Regions from separate parts of the Homo sapiens genome. Here all the other regions are linked to region 3. A link is a contact called in ENCODE Hi-C or POLR2A ChIA-PET data. All regions are on one chromosome and are shown on one strand. Each heading gives the region's core, a stretch centred on a gene start or an enhancer-like site at or near the end of the contact. The rest is flanking DNA. Distances are from core to core; before and after follow the strand shown.

Region 1 (2,700 bases), core at 16-2,515, 910 kb after region 3:
CAAGGCCACTGATCTAGACCGTTAGGGACACTGTGACCATGTGACCTACAGGAAGAGTTGTATTTGCATAAATTAAAGTAATTGCTGAAGACGAATCCTTAACAATGTAAGAGGAGGCACTAGAAATGACCCACAAAAGAGTCACATAAAATATCTGCCAAGTTCAAGAACCAATGCAATTTCCCAACAATATTAATCTAATAAGACGTTTTGCTCTTCTCCCTTCTGCCCAAACTTCTCCCTCTCTCCCATTCTGGAGGGTCCGAAACCAAGCTCGGTGGGATGGAGAAGAGGAGGTAATGTATAAGGCAGGGGAGGGGAGAGTAACCAGCCCTCTTACTACACAGGCCTGGGCTGGACAATGGCAAGAAGCCCTTACTTATTAAATTTGAGGATGGTACCACTATGTGGAGATGATCTTTTTAATCACTGAACAGAAACTGATTTCATTATTTGCCTGTAAGCAGAAAAACCAGAGGACTTGTCAAAAATTGCATCCAAGCATAGGGGAAAAACAAGCCCCATATAATACACATGAAAGATCAAAATAAAATCCTTCTTTGATTATCCTGCAAGTTATGTTTCTTTGGTGTAACATTTATACATGTAAAATGGGATTAATAATATAATAATAATAGTTACCTGGGATGGTTGTTGTGATAATCAAGAGAGACAATATGTGTCAAAAGATGACATACACCTGGCTTAAAGAAAGTATTTGCTGCTATTTTAATAGTCTTCCTGTTGTAACTTTATCATGCAAAATCACGTGAGTGGGCTGGAGAACTGAATAGATTAGTAAAGGGGAAAAACAAATTATGAAGAAGAGACAGAAATGGAAAACCCCACTGATTTGCCGATTATGTGCAGTGCATAGGGAAAGCCCACAAGGTGAGAGGCTGAGAATGGCTATGGGGGAGATAGGAATCAAATCATCGTTACCCAGAGGCTGCAAGAGGTTTTCACATCAGGCCTCCAAGACCAAATTGTCACACAGGTCACTACCTTGGGCCTGAGAAGTCAGTTTATCTGCCTGGTCTTTTGTTTATTTATTCAGCTAAAATCTTTGATATTTTCTGTGGAAGTCTGTGAGACAGAATCATGGCAGTCAGAAGAGAAACAAGTTATCCTGTTAAAAAGGTATTCTTTATTAAGTTTAAAAATTTCCCCCAATAGTTCATTGAATGACTCACTTTCCGAGGATTTTTTCATGAATATGTGGTATTTAAGGATGTGACTCATATTCTTAGCAACGTTGTAAATTTGACACATTAAGACAAACGGTTGAGACACATACAGAACAATAATGGGCTACTAATGCAGGAAAAAAATCTTTGAAATCAAGATGAGACTTCTGTTTATATGGTGATATGCCTGGATTTCATATTAGCCCATGTTTTATATTTGAGCCGAAATGTTAAAATCCAATCACCATAATGTTCTGAGCTACATGTTTCCAAAACAGCTGATATGGTTTGGATATTTGTCCCCTCCAAATCTCACATTGAAATGTGACCAATGTTGGAGGCAGTCCTTGTGGGAGGTGTTTGGTTCATGGGGGAGGATCCCTCATGAATGGCTTGGTGCTGTCCCCGCAGTAATAAGTGAGTTCTCGCTCTGTTTGTTCACGGGAGAGCTGGTTCTTTAAACAGCCTGTCATCTCCCTTTTGCTTCCTCTCTCGTCATGTGATATGCTGGCTCCCCCTTTGCCTTCCACCATGATTGTAAGTTACTTAAGCCTCATCAGAAGCCAAGCAGATGCTGGTGCCATGCTTGTATGGTCTGCAGAACTGTCAGCCAAATAAACCTCTTTTCTTTATAAATTACTCAGTCTCAGGGATTCCTTTATAGCAATGCAAAACAGACTAAAACAGTAGCTGATCAATTCACTTCACATTTCAATTTCAATTTTTTGAAATTCAATTTTTATTTCGATTTTTTCTCCCACTTTCATAAAATAGTTAACTGAATTCTGTATGGAATTCCTAGGATGCTTTCATGCCATTTGGACACAATCAAGCATCCATCATGTCCATTAGATTTTTAGTTCAATTACCAAAAGGACATTTTCCTCCTCAACATAAACTTGGGTGTATGAGACCCTTAGAAAGTAACTTCATTGTGTTGATCTTAATCTCATAATGCAGTTTACCTTTCTCCCAAGGAGCAGTGTACTTATTACAGAAGAAAGCTATTTCCAGTATCTCTCCCTGTGTGTGGTGGGTGTTACATTTATAGCAAAGATCTACAAATAAGGTTTCAGTATTTATGTTTGCTGTTCTGCTATACTGTTTTCTATTGATCTGTTTTTACTAAGACTGATGGTAAGGGCTATGGGATATAGAAGTTATTTTGAATTTCTGTTTAGATAAAATATATCAGTGCATTTAGTCATCATTGGAAATATATGTCCAAATGGGTTTAGTCGATGTTTAGAGGCTAAAATTTTCATGCAGAAGAAATTAATCATCTTTGTAAGAACTTAGAGTTAGTAAAGTTAGCATAATCTGAATGTCATATACTTGATGATATTTAAAAGAGAATAGATTGAAGTAAGAGTCGATACAGGTAGATCAATGAATATCATCAGAAATGTAGATAATTAAATAATTGTAAGAAAATTTCCACATTCGTGTGACAGTGCACACAACTAATTATACTAATCACAGTATATATATATGTATATGTGTGTGTATATAT
Region 2 (2,964 bases), core at 412-2,911, 660 kb after region 3:
TCCCCCATCTGCTGAGAGCTACCTCCACTCAATAAAACTTTGCATTCATTCTCCAAACCTAGGTTTGATCCGATTCTTCCAGCACACCAAGGCAAGAACCTGGGATACAGAAAACCCTCTGTCCTTGCGACAAAGTAGAGGGTCTAATTGAGCTGGTTAACACAAGCCGCCTATGGAAGCTAAACCAAAAGAGCACTCTGTAACACATGACCACTGGGGCTTCAGCTGTAAACATTCACCCCTAGACACTGTTGTGGGGTCAGAGCCCCAAAGCCTGCCCATCTATATGGTCCCCTAGAGGTTTGAGCAGCGGGGCACTGAAGAAGCAAGCCACATCCCCATTGCATGCCCTGCAAGGGGACAAGGGAACCTTTCCTGTTTCCTAACAAACAAACAAAAAAAAGCATGAAAGAGTGGGCAATGGATCTTCTCAGAGGTAAGGAGTACAGAATTTTGCAATGGTGGTGTCCATCAATGGTGGTGAGGAGGAATGACAGTGGCCATGTGACATGAAGAGTGACCTTGGAAAGAAGAGATGGTACCTAGTCAAAGTCATTCATACCTACCCATGGCCTCCCTGCCCACCCCAAGATCTATTCCTGAAATTCTTTTTCCACTGGGGATTTATCTGATTTGGTTCTCAGAATTTACTTTCACTCTTCCATCCTGGAACCACCATCGGAAAACATGGTATCAGCTCAAGTTTCCTGTGCCCAGTCACATTTTTTAGAACTCCCATTGATCTTAACTTAGAACTCTAAATGCTTTCACCAGTGCTTTCCTGATGCTGCCAGAGTGTGGTATTCAGGCCAAAGAGTGAGTTGTTTTCCAGATTAAGAGAAGCAGGGTCTGTGACTGAGAAGCATCAGGCATAAAGGGAAGCTACAGAGCTCAAAGACAAGAAACACGCATGGCTCTCCTAGAAAGAAAACATGTACAAGAGATGCTATTTGCTAGTAAGAAAAAGGCATGCTCCCTATTCTTCAGAAACTCTGTGATAGTCTCTAAGGGGAGTAGTGACATACTTGTTAGATTAGATTCAATAAAATAACTTCCAGAACAGAGGTTTTAGGTGCTTACTTTGATGTATGTAGATGAGTGATATGGTTTGGCTATGTTCCCACCCAAATCTCATCTTAAATTGTAGTTCCCATAATCCCCATGTGTTGTGGGAGGGACGAGCTGGAGATAATTGAATCATGGGGGCAGTTTCCCCCTTCCTGTCCTCCCGATAGTGAGTTAGTTCTCATGAGATCTGGTGGTTTTCTAAGGGGGTTCCCCCTTCACTGAGTACTCATTCATTCTCCTTTTTGCCACCCTGTGAAGAAGGATGTGTTTGCTTCCCCTTCTGTCCTGATTGTAAGTTTCCTGAGGCCTCCCTGGCCATGCTGAACCGTGAGTCAATTAAATCTCTTTCCTTTATAAATTATCCAGTCTTGGGTAGTATATTTGTAGCAACGTGGGAACAGACTAATGCAATGAGAGGGCTGGAGCTTCTGGTGAGTCATATGCTAAGTTCTTAGTTCTTATTCGGGGTTCACCAGGGCTGGAGGAAAAGCTTCATTAAGCCCTCAGGCTCCCAGCTCTTCCATTTCTCCTGTTTTCCAGGCCTTCTCTGATGACTCAGCTCCCTGTTGCCCTTTGGGAATGACCTTTCAGAGTCTAGAATATGCAGTGTCACAATGCGGTTATTATCTTATGTGTTAAGTTAAAAGGCTGAAGGGTTTCCCAGGATCTCAGAGCTTCAGTTCCTGATTGATCCTTTAAGATGCTTTACTCTCAGGCACTATGCCTTCAGTTGGTGTCCTCTGATGCTCTAAGAAGGCCAGATGCTGGCAATTACAGCTCCTGGGGCCAAATCCTGTTCTCCCTCTGCGTTTGTAAATAAAGTTTAATTGGAACTCAGACACATTCATTTGGTTATGTGTTGTCTTTGGCTGTTTTCCTCTGCAATGGCAGAATTACGTCCTTGAGACAAAGACAGTGTGGCCCACAAAACCTAAATTATTTACTATTTGGGTCTTTCCCAAAAAAGTTTGCCCACCTCTGCTCAACACTGACTTAAATGCTTCTCCGCTGCTCTCTCGTGATGCCACTCACAGTACTTTTAAATTTTAAAAGTCATTTATTTTCTAATTGACAAGTAAAAAATGTATATATTTATGGTGTATAACGTGATGCTTTGAATTATGTATACTTTTTGTAATTGTTAAGTCAAAGTATTTAACATATGCATTTCCTCTCATAATTATGTTTTTCTTGTGGGAACACTCTCTTACTAATTTTCAAGTATACAATATATTGCTATTAATTGTAGTCACCATCTTGTACCATAGGACTTTTGCACTTATTCTTCTTGTCCAACTGAAATTTTGTATCCTTTGACCTACAACATTCCAACCTCCCCATTCCTCGGCCTCTGGTAATCATACTTCTACTCTCTGCTTCTGTAGGCTCAACTTTTTAGATTCCACATATAAATAAGATCATGCAGTACTTCTCTTTCTGTGCCTAGTTTATTTCACTTAACATAATGTCCTTCATGTTCATCTGTGTTGTCACAAATAACAGAACTTTCTTCTCCTGTAAGGCTAAATAGTATTTCAGTTGTGTTTATATGCTGTATTTTTTATCCATTCATCCATCAATGGACATGTAGGATGCTTGTGTATCTTGGCTATTGTGAATAATGCTGCAATAAATATGGGAACACTCGCATTATTTTAAAGATATTTGTATGCTTGTTTCCCTCTCCACGCTGAGCTCCTTATGCATTTTGGTCATGCTAAATCACTAAACCACTTTCAAGGCTTCATTTCTTGAAACAACCATTTTATTTGCTCACAATTCTGAGGGCTGGGAATTCAGGCAAGACATAATGGAAAGCTCTTCTTTTGGTCAAAATAAGTCTCAAGGCTAGCAAGAGAAGGAATAGACTTCCCTCTTGATGCAGGAGTGGAAAGG
Region 3 (2,700 bases), core at 83-2,582:
CATGATTTAGGTAAGAATACACAAATATTTTTCACACTATAAATCTGTTTTCTATTCAGTTAAATATTAGACCATCTGGTAATGGAGAAAATGTTTGAAAATCCACCTAGTTAACCTAAAAGTTTGCATTTCCTGCCTTTGGGGCTTTGAATTTTTAAGTTACATGTCTTCGTAGATGGTGATCAGGATAAAACTAATATCTCTCTTAGATGAATCAAAATTCACCCCCTTGGGCAAGGGAGGGACCCAGCCTTTCTTTAAACATGTGGTTGCCTGAGAGTTGAACAAAACTGGAATAGGGAGAGAATGGCTTTGCCATGCTGATCATGGTATTGTGGAGATTTAAGAACTAGTGGCCAGGCGAGGTGGCTCACGCCTGTAATCCCAGCATTGTGAGAGGCCAAGGCAGGTGGATCACTTGAGGCCAGGATTTCGAGACCAGCCCGGCCAACATGATGACCCTGTTTTTACTAAAAATACAAAAATTAGCCGAGTGTGGTGGTGTGTGCCTGTAGTCCCAACTGAGGCATGAGACTTGCTTCAACCCAGGAGGCGGGGGTTGCAGTGAGCCGAGATTGTGCCACTGCACTCCAGCCTGGGTGACAGAGTGAGACTCTGTCTCAAAAAAAAAAAAAAAAAAAACTAGTCAGAGCTGTTGAGGTGTTGAGGCACCTGCTACTGATACACACTATAAACGTGGAAGATGATTTTCATTTTTGTAGTCATGAGCAGGATACTGTATAATGTATAATTGTTGGACATTAAAGAAAACAAACTCCTTCTTGTCTCCTTAGGCTCAGAGCCACTCAGACATTGGGAAGCAAGTTTGTCAAGATGACAGAGAACCGAGGTAATGGATTCGAGTGATGAAACAGGAAGTTCATTCATGAGTTTTTGGCCACACCTCCAAAGTGACGACTTAGCCAGAAATGGGATAACTGGGTTTCCCTACTTCTCTTTTATCATCCTCAATGAGAGTGACCAAATATTAGAGCTAGATGGAACCTTAGTGAAAATCTGGCTACTCGTCCCGTCCCACCAGCCTGCCACCCATTTCAAGTTTGAAGAGACAAAGACACATGGACCTTATGTAATTACTGGGGATTACCCCAGGAGTCTGTGGCAAAAGTCAGCTTCTTCCCTCCCTGCTTCCCCGCCCTGTCTCTGGTACTTTCTACCAACACTGGGCTGTTTCTGTGATCACACTTAAGCGTACCTAACCTGCGAATGCTGTATAGAAGGTGCTAATGAACATGATTTAGCTTTAACACTCAGTTTTCTAAAGGGACACGTGGGGGCAGCAAATGTTTAGGCAAAAACAATTCCAGTTCTAGCCTCTACTGTCTACATATGTGTATACATTTGGGAAACGTTTGGGAAAGGGATATTTGAGAGCTTCTTTTTCTTTTTTGTGGTTTAGTTATTTGATGATATTGAGATTGTTTCTGAGCCATGTGCTTCAACATCGGATTGGGGATTTCAGAAAAAGTTTTAGTCACTGTGATTCCATTTAGCTTCCAAATGTGTCTCTGCTAAGAGACTTAAAAGCACTCATAAATAGCACGTGTGTCTTCTTTGCAGTGTTTGCTAATTTTGAGTCACATCTTTTTAGAAAATCATGAGATTTGGTGTCACAGAGACTGGAATAAATATAGTCAAACTTATTGGTGAAGATTTCCTTTAGCTGTTTTCATAATCCATTTCCATTGTTATGATTATTGATGAATAAAACATTTTCTTTAGGTAGATACTTCTTTTTTCCCCCCACCTTGATTTAATGTTTCCACTCTTATTGTCAAGTTTCTTATTACTCCCTAATAACTCTCAATAAAATAATGATTCCTGGGAGATTATTCCTGCTTTCCTACTATCACCTGTTGATTTGAAAAGACAGAACAATACCGTAGAAGCTTCACTAATACATTGAAAGATAAAATGATAATACTAAATACTAAAATATGAAAAGTGATACTAAAAGTGGAGTCCTGGCACTAGTATTTTTTTTTTTGAGTCTTTAAATTTTATTTATTTATTTTTGAATTTTTTAAAATTATATGTTATGTTCTGGGATACATGTGCAGAACGTGCAGGTTTGTTACATAGGTATACAGGTCTGGCACTAGTATTTTGTTGCCACAAAATATCAAGCATGTATCCAAACTGCTCAAGACACATTAAAGACACAGGTAATCTGTAGGCATATTCAGGCTTGTAGTTTGCATTTTTTGGTTTTCTTGTGGCTTTCAGTGCAAGTTGAGGTAATTCATGGGAAACAGTCACCAAAGAAGTGCCAGTATTAGAAATCCAAGAGCCATTTCTCTAGCTTCTTCCAGAATCAAGACTTTAGAGGTAATTTCTATCAACACTGGACATTTCCTGTCTGCAATTAACAATGAACACATAGCATTATGTTTAATTGCAACCTGTTTAAAGCAGATTGGATGCTAAGGTTTAAGAACACTCTTCAGTCAAAAAGGTCTTTTAATCAGGTTTTTAATCTTGAGCACAATCTAGGACACAGCATCATAGACTAACTCATTCGAGAATAGGTGTTGTCATCTAATCCTAACCACCCCCACCACCAACAAGCTGAATAGCTCTGGGCTCAGTATATACATTTGTACTGGGCTCAGTACACACACCTAAGCTGGGTTCAGTATATGCCACTTTATAGTGAGAGGCATTTTGTAATGAGAGCTC
Region 4 (2,765 bases), core at 111-2,610, 950 kb after region 3:
TCACCTTGAGCAAAATGCATGAATATGTCTGGCACAAAAAAATTATAGAAAAGAAAACTAGAAACAATTGTCTTTTAGCTCATAACATTATCCAATACTACAACCTTGTTCCTTAATTAAAGTTGCCAGTGTTCAGAACAATTATAACAGAATTATTATAACAATTATAATAGATAATTGATGTATTTAGCACTCAATGGATTCCATTATTCAGTGCCTTAAGCTACCAACTGGGACATGGGACAGTTCATCGGATAATTTTGGTTATCTCCATTCAGCTGTGTGGATGTTAGGGGTCAGAATAAGTGAAACAGTTTGGCTCATCTAGAGTTTAGAATTTTTTTTTAATTCTGTAAGTTTCACTTCTAAGAATCCTTTTCCAGTAACTTTATGTAACTTATGAAAAATTGCTAGAAAACTACTAAAATCAGGATTAAAATACTTACATGATTATTAAAAGTAATGATCCTTTATGTAATTAAGCACCTTCATCGCTGTGTATTGACACCATCCAATAGAATGTATTGCTTTACTTTGTTTAAATAATACAGTTAATACAGATTCTTTATGTAGCACATGTGAAACACAAGACACATCAAAGATGCTCTAAATAAATCTGCTTTCTCACACTTCTGAGTCATGTCAAATTGGATAAAGTGAGAATGAGACTGTATAATTCATTGTGCAAACTGGTTCAATTTCAGAGTGAAATTGATAATGACTTCAGGAAAATCACATACACTAGGACTGTTTGAGGCAAATGAGGCCAGTTCTAGGAAAGCTAGAACTTTCTTCCAAAACATGTATAGTTTTCCCCTTTTCCTCCTTGTCATGTCTTTTTGATGATGCAGGCTACATTTGTACTTAGAATTTTCTCAAGTTATGTTGATGATTCTGTGCTATTTTCTTCATCCCCTGTGATAAAAATCAAGCATTAATAGGTGGCTGGTGGGGATTCGGGTTATAGACTGTGACAGCGTGAGTGCCTGCAGCCCAAGCAGCAATCACACTCTCAACCTCATTGTCAGTTGCAACTGACTCTCATTAAACGAACTAACTGTTCACTCTAGCAGCACTTCACAACTTTACATGATATTTTATGATTAAGCTTCTCTAAACACAGCTACGTATTGTAACCTCCAACTTTAAAGGGAGACACAGGGAGAAGTTGATGTTATACTGAATAAAAGCCAAAAAGTCTATGAGCTTTGTTTTTCTTTTCTAGAAGCTTTGTTACCAAAGCTTCTAGATCTCTATGCAAAGACTTCCACTGGGTCCTGAACACCAAATGTCAATGAGTCATGATGACTAATACTAGGTGGTGTTTATGCTTTGGCCTCTTTGCTGTATCCTGTAGGCTGGCAGAAATCAGGCCAACTGAGTAATTGCTATAATGCATTCCCTTTTCATAATATCTGCACTGAATCTTTGTTGCTTCGCACTTCAGTTTGCATTCCAGCATTCTTTCATGCCAAGCCTGGTGATTACTTTGAGTCCCTGAGCTACAGGCATAATTATCTCTCAAGAAGACATTGGGGACTCTTGAGAGGAAGCCCGAGGAAGATGGAGAGAAGAATACTAGATGAAGGATTAAGGTATTTCTTAGGTGGAGTAAGTAGCAGTGGGGAAGAGGAGTAGGTGATGTTCATTTGCCAAGTATTTAGAGAGTCGGGGACCTGATACTTAAGCTTTAATGTTGACCAGAGGTATGGTCAACAGAGCTATTTAAAAAGTTAAATAGCTGAATATCTCTCTATTCATGGCCTAGAGAAGCTTTGTTATTTAGATTTAGATGTTACTTTGTTTTAATTCAATTACAAATGATCATGTTTGTCGATCAGTTTACTCATGATTTGTCCTAGTTTTGAGGGAAGATCAGATTCCCAGATGTCCTCAAAGATCGCTTTCACTGATAACAGTGAGCAATTATGCTATCCCTAAAACTTCCATAAGGAGTACTCTATGGCCTTTGAAACCACATCATTGACTAAGTGAAACAATAGAGTTTCTGTAGCCCAAGAGAGCAAAGCAGAGTTCATTTAGCTACAAACGACCATTGAATGGCACTAGAGATAAAGAAAAAAGTATATCACACGAAAAATAAATAAATAAATGATAAGATGTTAGGTCAGTATGATTTCATGATCATTGCAGAAAAGTAAACAAAAACCGTTTGATTATTTACATTTCTGGCTTGCTTCAGTAATGTGTCATCTAGTCCCAGTTCTGTTTATAGGAAACATTGCTTTTGTAATAACATGCTTATAATGAACAATAAAATCCATGAAAAAGGATTTCATTGCAGAATAAACTTGTAGATTCAATACCCTCAGAAGCATTCTCCGCAATAGCATCTCAGAAACAAAATTATGCTGGGTTTTTTAACAAGCCACTTAACGTATTTATCTTCCAAGGCATTGGGGAAAAAATCAGGAACCAATCATTTTCTATTTTACTACAGGGTAATTTATTACTTACTATGCTAAGTGTTACCTATCTTTTCCCAGTAAAACTAAAAATAGGACTGTCTCTCAAACATTGACATATACGATTAGGCTAATACAGTAATGTGTGTGCTTTTTATTATAAACTAAGTTACTGTAATCCAGAATACAGTTTGTGTATGGCAAACAGATAAGGACCATATGACTGTGGGGTGACAGAGTAGGGTTTTGTATTTAGAACAGACATTGCATCTGTAAAGCTTTCTTTTCAGAAATGTAGTTAGCTTTTTTATGAACTAGTAAATATAGTATACAGAGCAC

What was found. A loop is a pair of places that touch in the nucleus more often than their neighbours do. ChIA-PET counts read pairs that join two places held with the same protein, here RNA polymerase II (POLR2A). Pooled maps may share reads with other maps.
Region 1: a pooled map shows a loop between it and region 3 (2.5-fold over the local background). The contact joins two enhancer-like sites. A Hi-C loop is called at or near these places in 13 of 168 maps with a recorded cell type or tissue (CD14-positive monocyte, Calu3, GM12878 and 8 more), 1 of 37 single-sample maps with no recorded cell type and 10 of 50 pooled maps. POLR2A ChIA-PET finds 5 or more read pairs at or near these places in 7 of 52 experiments (BJ, GM12878, HEK293T and 4 more).
Region 2: a loop to region 3 is called in a pooled map, with 4 times the contacts of the local background. The contact joins two enhancer-like sites. A Hi-C loop is called at or near these places in 2 of 50 pooled maps. POLR2A ChIA-PET finds 5 or more read pairs at or near these places in 4 of 52 experiments (A549, GM10248, MCF 10A and 1 more).
Region 4: a pooled map shows a loop between it and region 3 (3-fold over the local background). The contact joins two enhancer-like sites. A Hi-C loop is called at or near these places in 2 of 50 pooled maps. POLR2A ChIA-PET finds 5 or more read pairs at or near these places in 4 of 52 experiments (BJ, MCF 10A, PC-9 and 1 more).

What each region holds. Positions count from the first base shown.
Region 1 is chr6:9,519,481-9,522,180 of GRCh38, reverse strand. No RefSeq gene overlaps it. Among named protein-coding and RNA genes, the nearest start is that of HULC, 870 kb to the right of the region's middle. RefSeq lists enhancers at 1,294-1,343, 1,750-1,829. Within about 2 kb of position 1,265, at least 3 of the 41 ENCODE cell types and tissues checked have a DNase peak (open chromatin) inside an H3K27ac peak, as active enhancers do.
Region 2 is chr6:9,765,033-9,767,996 of GRCh38, reverse strand. It overlaps the pseudogene OFCC1. Among named protein-coding and RNA genes, the nearest start is that of TFAP2A-AS2, 640 kb to the left of the region's middle. Within about 2 kb of position 1,661, at least 2 of the 41 ENCODE cell types and tissues checked have a DNase peak (open chromatin) inside an H3K27ac peak, as active enhancers do.
Region 3 is chr6:10,428,408-10,431,107 of GRCh38, reverse strand. It overlaps LINC00518 (long intergenic non-protein coding RNA 518), which reads left to right. Exons shown (of 3, transcript NR_027793.1): 3 at 795-2,700. Among named protein-coding and RNA genes, the nearest start is that of MIR5689HG, 4.6 kb to the left of the region's middle. Within about 2 kb of position 1,332, at least 4 of the 41 ENCODE cell types and tissues checked have a DNase peak (open chromatin) inside an H3K27ac peak, as active enhancers do.
Region 4 is chr6:9,480,811-9,483,575 of GRCh38, reverse strand. No RefSeq gene overlaps it. Among named protein-coding and RNA genes, the nearest start is that of HULC, 830 kb to the right of the region's middle. Within about 2 kb of position 1,360, at least 5 of the 41 ENCODE cell types and tissues checked have a DNase peak (open chromatin) inside an H3K27ac peak, as active enhancers do.